Regions from separate parts of the Homo sapiens genome. Here region 1 is linked to region 2. Evidence: chromatin loops called from intact Hi-C (ENCODE). Cell type or tissue: IMR-90. All regions are shown on one strand.

What was found. Peaks named below come from ENCODE experiments on the same cell type or tissue, not always from the same donor. Only the 100,000 strongest peaks of a DNase experiment are listed, where the experiment ranks them.
Region 1: it touches region 2 in a loop (9-fold over the local background); 4 of 110 quality-filtered maps call a loop at or near these places.

What each region holds. Positions count from the first base shown.
Region 1 is chr7:136,113,898-136,116,397 of GRCh38, reverse strand. All of the region lies in intron 1 of LOC105375523 (a long non-coding RNA gene), which reads right to left. Among named protein-coding and RNA genes, the nearest start is that of MTPN, 140 kb to the right of the region's middle. RefSeq lists a silencer at 935-1,044. In IMR-90, a CTCF peak has its summit at 962 (motif pointing left); no DNase peak of the experiment used is centred here.
Region 2 is chr7:137,591,178-137,593,677 of GRCh38, reverse strand. All of the region lies in intron 12 of DGKI (diacylglycerol kinase iota), which reads left to right. Among named protein-coding and RNA genes, the nearest start is that of PTN, 250 kb to the right of the region's middle. RefSeq lists enhancers at 1,408-2,500, 2,241-2,500. In IMR-90, a CTCF peak has its summit at 1,217 (motif pointing right); DNase peaks (open chromatin) are centred at 1,247 and 1,937; H3K27ac peaks cover 1,157 bases.

The sequences.
Region 1 (2,500 bases), 1.5 Mb after region 2:
TCTGCCTGGCCACTCCCACAGGAGTATACCCCCAGCACAGCCTCCACTGCCCCATCTAAGCGTTGTGTTGGCAGCATGCCAGCAGCTCACTTCCCCCATCCCAGCTTTACTTTGGCCCCAAGGGACCAGAGGACAAATCCAAGGGCCAGGTCCCAATTCTCCAGGATTCGAGCACATCGCCCAGGGGCATTGAGTTAACAGTTGTGGCCTGATCTTGAGTAGCGGAGGAGCCCCCACTATCAGAACACAGAGTGTGGTGCTGGTTCATGCAGTGGTGTGGGAGCTGGGCACCCCTTCCTTTGCAAGGCCAGGTGGGGAAAGGCATGGCCTGATAGCTGCAGTTTCCCCCTCAGGGAGTCTGGCAGCCTGGAATGCCCAGTAGGGTTCAGCGATCTGGGCGCAGACAGCTTGGGATGAACTTAGCTGGTCAGGCTTGCTGGCTGGACCAGATGTGAAAGGGAGACTCACTGGATCAGGGGAGCTTAAACTGTGTGGGCCCCATGGCTGCCTGCTGGGCTGAAAACCCCGGTCCACTTCTCTTCCCCTAAGCAAGTTCTGTGGCACAGGAGGGTCTTCTTCGTCCCTTCCTGAAAGGTTGTCCTACCAGCCTGAGAGCTACCCCTATGCCTCCACCAAGGTCAGCGCTCACGTCGGCCTCAGAGAGGCTGATAATGGACTTGCCCAACCCAGCCACATCCAGCTTTGCCCCCTCCAGCTGCTCTCAGCAGAGCACAGAATGGTATCCCTGAGACCCCCACACCCTGCCCATCGCCAAGGACAGCCCAGTACTTCCCCTGTTCAACCAAGGCCAAGAAAAAATTCTACTGCCATCACTGCAATTGCCTCTCACCTGCAAGCGCTACTTAAAGGCCAGGAAGTCAACCTGCAGGGCCCATCACAACTTCAGCAGACGGCATAGTACAGCGCTCAGCTGGTTCATACCCATAAGTGCCACCTACTGGCCGGTAGCGTGAACTGCACAACCCAATATAATTTCCACCGAGGGAAGTGCACAGCACTGGAGAAAGAGATAAAACTTCTCCAGACCTGCCGTGAGGGATAGAGCTATCCAGCCCAGATACTACACTTTTCCCACAGTCTTCGCAATCTGCAGACCAGGAGATTCCCTCGGGTGTATACACCACCAGGGCCCTGGGTTTCAAGCACAAAACCGGGCGGCCCTTTGGGCAGACACTGAGATAGCTGCAGGAGGTTTTCTTCATACACCAGTGGCGCCTGGAATGCCAGCGAGACAGAACCGTTCACTCCCCTGGAAAGGGGGCTGAAGCCAGGGAGCCAAGTGGTCTAGCTTACCGGATCCCATCCCCACGGAGCCCAGCAAGCTAAGATCCGCTGGCTTGAAATTCTCACTGCCAGGCTGGGCAGGGTGGCTCATGCCTTAATTCCAGCACTTTGGGAAGCCAAGGTGGATGGATCACGAGGTCAGGAATTCAAAACCAGCCAGGCCAAGATGGTGAAACCCCATCTCTGCTAAAACTACAAAAATTAGCCAGATGTGGTGGCAAGCGCCTGTAATCCCAGCTACCTGGGAGGCTGAGGCAGGAGAATCACTGGGCAGCAGAAGTTGCACTGGGCCGGGATTGCGCCACTGCACTCCAGCCTGGGCGACAGATTGAGACTCCATCTCAAAAAAAAAAAGAAAAAAGAAAAAAAATTCTTGGAGTCTGAAGTCGACCTGGGGCACTTGAACTTGGTGGGTGGAGGGGTGTCCGCCATTACTGAGGCTTCAGTAGGCACTTTTACCCTCACAGTGTAAATAAAGCTACAAGGAAGTTTGAACAGGGTGGAGCCAACCACAGCCCAGCAAGGCTGCTGCGGCCAGACTGCCTCTCTAGATTCCTCCTCTCTGGGCAGGGCATCTCTGAAAATAAGGCAGCAGCCCCAGTCAGGGACTTATAGATAAAACCCCCAGCTCCCTGGGACAGAGCACCTGGGGGAAGGGGCAGCTGTGGGCACAGCCTCAGCAGACTTAAACGTCCCTGCCTGCTGGCTCTGAAGAGAGCAGCGGGTCTCCCAGCACAGCGTTCGAGCTCTGCTAAAGGTCAGACTGCCTCCTCAAGTGGGTCCCTGACCCCCATGTATCCAACTGGGAGACACCTCCCAGTAGGGGCCAACAGACATCTCATACAGGAGAGCTCTGGTGGGCATCTGGTAGGTGTCCCTCTGGGACAAAGCTTCCAGAAGATGGAACAGGCAGCAATCTTTGCTGTTCTGCAGCCTCCACTGGCAATACACAGGCAAACAGGGTCTGGAGGGACCTTCAGCAGACCTGCAGCAGAGGGGCCTGACAGTGAGAAGGAAAACTAACAAACAGAAAAGGAATAGTATCAACATCAACAAAAAGGACACTCACTCAGAGACCCAATCCGAAGGTCACCAACGCCAAAGACCAAAGGTAGATAAATCCACGAAGATGGGGAGAAACCAGTGCAAAAAGGCTGAAAATTCCAAAAACCAGACTGCCTTTTCTCCTCCAAAG
Region 2 (2,500 bases):
GTCTTCAAAATCTAGCATATATTTTATACTTACAGCACATCCAATTTGGATTAGCTATATTCGAGTGCTGGATCACCACATGTGGCCAATGGCTGCTGCGTTGGACAGTGCAGGTGTAGTCTCTTTGTTACTGGCTTGCACAGTTCAGAGGCTGTCACATAGTTACAGCTGTCAGATGGTCTGATCCCATTTTCAGATCTCTTGGCTGCAATAAATTCAGCTCACTCAAGAATGATCTCAAACCTTCATGTTTATAAATGAGAAATAGCCTGTCTTTGGTCATGTGATAAATTTGTATTTTCTCACTTCCTTGGCCACGTTGACACCTATTCAACTCCTAATGGCTGTCACCCTGCTGAAATATTGACGAGCACATGAACTGATCTCCTGAGGCTCACGTACTCTCATTATGGTTCCTTAAGGTGTGTGACCCATGGTCCCTATCTATCTGGCTCCTGACTTTGGTGAACTTGGCTGGATCTGCAAGTCCACCTTTAACCATTTTAATTATTTCCAAAAGGCCTGACATTAAATTGACTCCAGCCATCCACTTCATGCTTATTTCTTGTTCTATTGGCTTTTCTAGATGAAAAAGCATCCCAAATGGTAGACATCCCCATGCCCTGACTCACCACAGCCAATGCAAAGAAGGAAGTATTATTTTCCTTTAATTGATAGGGACAATCCCTCATCCTAAGCCCCTTTCCTCATTCATCCTCAGCCTAGTTATATTTCATCCTCTCTCACTGAGTAAGCACACAGTGTACCTTCAGTGTGGATTCTATATTGTTTCAAGAAAAGGTCATATTCTGATTTTTATCTTGATTTCTTTTGGGCTAATTTTAAGCACATTTCTTTTAACACATGTTGGCTTTATTAAGTGCAAACATACATTAAAATATCAAAAGGAAGAATTATTGTGCACATATTCAAAAGGGTCCCCCAGTCATCCAATACTGTGTGGTCATTTTCTTTCAGAGCTCAGCAAAACTCTTGTTTTCCTTTGATTTCCAAACGTGAGTGTCCTTCGCTTTTTGGCCTGCATGTACTACAAGGCAGCGCAACGTGCATCTGTTCTCTTGGAAGAAAATATCAGTTTGCTGTCATCTCCACCCTTCAGCCACCCCTTATGTTAGTATACTGCAGAATGAAAATATTGCTCAAAATGCACTTGGTAAACATTCAGTGACAACTAATGCTAAAAACGGACAGATGGTGGCAGCATTGACCAGCTGCTGCTGTGCATGGCTGCTCAGGGACAAAGCGGAGGACCTGGTGTTCTCAATCTGTCAGCCCTGCTTTTCCTAGGAAGGAAGGAAAGAACTTTGCAAGCTGGAAAATCATTAGGCCCAATCAGGATAACTTTCTTCAGTTCTGGTGGAAAATATACCAAGTGCAATAAGTTGCAGTTAATTAAATAATTTAATTGAAAGGGTGCTAGGTGAGCTGGTGGAGATGATTTGGGAAAATACGAAAGCCGTGGCAGAGTTCCTGCCCATAGAACCTTTCAATGTGCAGTCTGGACTTCAGGTGGAAACGGGTTCCGGATTACTGTAAAGACAGAGCTTCCAGTAACAGCTTTAAGATCTTTTGTAAAGTTTTTCTCTAAGGACAAAGACACAGATTGTTTCCCAAGATTTTTAATGTCTCCTGCTATTGTAAGTGTGTATTTGTTTCCATTTTGTTTTTTATAGCCCCTTTTTTACTGCAGGGAACCTCTGCTTTTACTGTTCTTTACAGTCTGCAAAAGAAACGCTTTCTGATTTGATGGCAGCTGAAGGTGGGGCTGATTTGCAAACTCAGGGCTCAACTTTAAGTGGAGAAATGGGAAGAGGGCATTTTTCTTCTAGGAAACTGGGCCTTTATTGAGGAAGGTTGGAAAGAGGTAGCAAAATCTAGCTGAGTCATAGTAGCTAATGTTAGTTTAGCATTTCCTGTTTGTCAGGCACTAGCTAAGCAATGTCTACACATGAGTTGATGAAACAACTCTAAAAGTCAGGCATTATTATTACTCTTGCTGTACAGATGTGAGGGGAGCTTAGAGAGATTAAATGACTTGCCTAAACTCACCCAGCCAATTTGTGGTGGAGCTGAGCTCCCTGCCGCTCAGCTCGGTGCCCCACACTTCTGCGCTGTGCTGTCTTCCGGGAATGCTGGCTGTTGGGGAATGCTGATAGAGCTGCTGGCTGAAAAAAACTATTCAGGAGCTGTGGAGGGGCGATATAGACCCACCTCAGCCAGAGAACTATTAGCCTAATATTGGTTGTCTGTGGGAGAATTTCAAGACAAAACAAAATCTGTGCTGTGAAAGGCAGGAGGCCTTTGATGACTCCAAGGGTGATGGAATGATGAAATGCAAGATTTTCTGCTTATATTCAGGAGACAATGACATATTTGATCATTTGGCTACAGAAAAAAGGAGAAAGAATCTATTTATCCGGTTCATAAAGCAAATTGATTGATGAGAGGCGAAGCACCTTTACATTCACACACTGTGTAC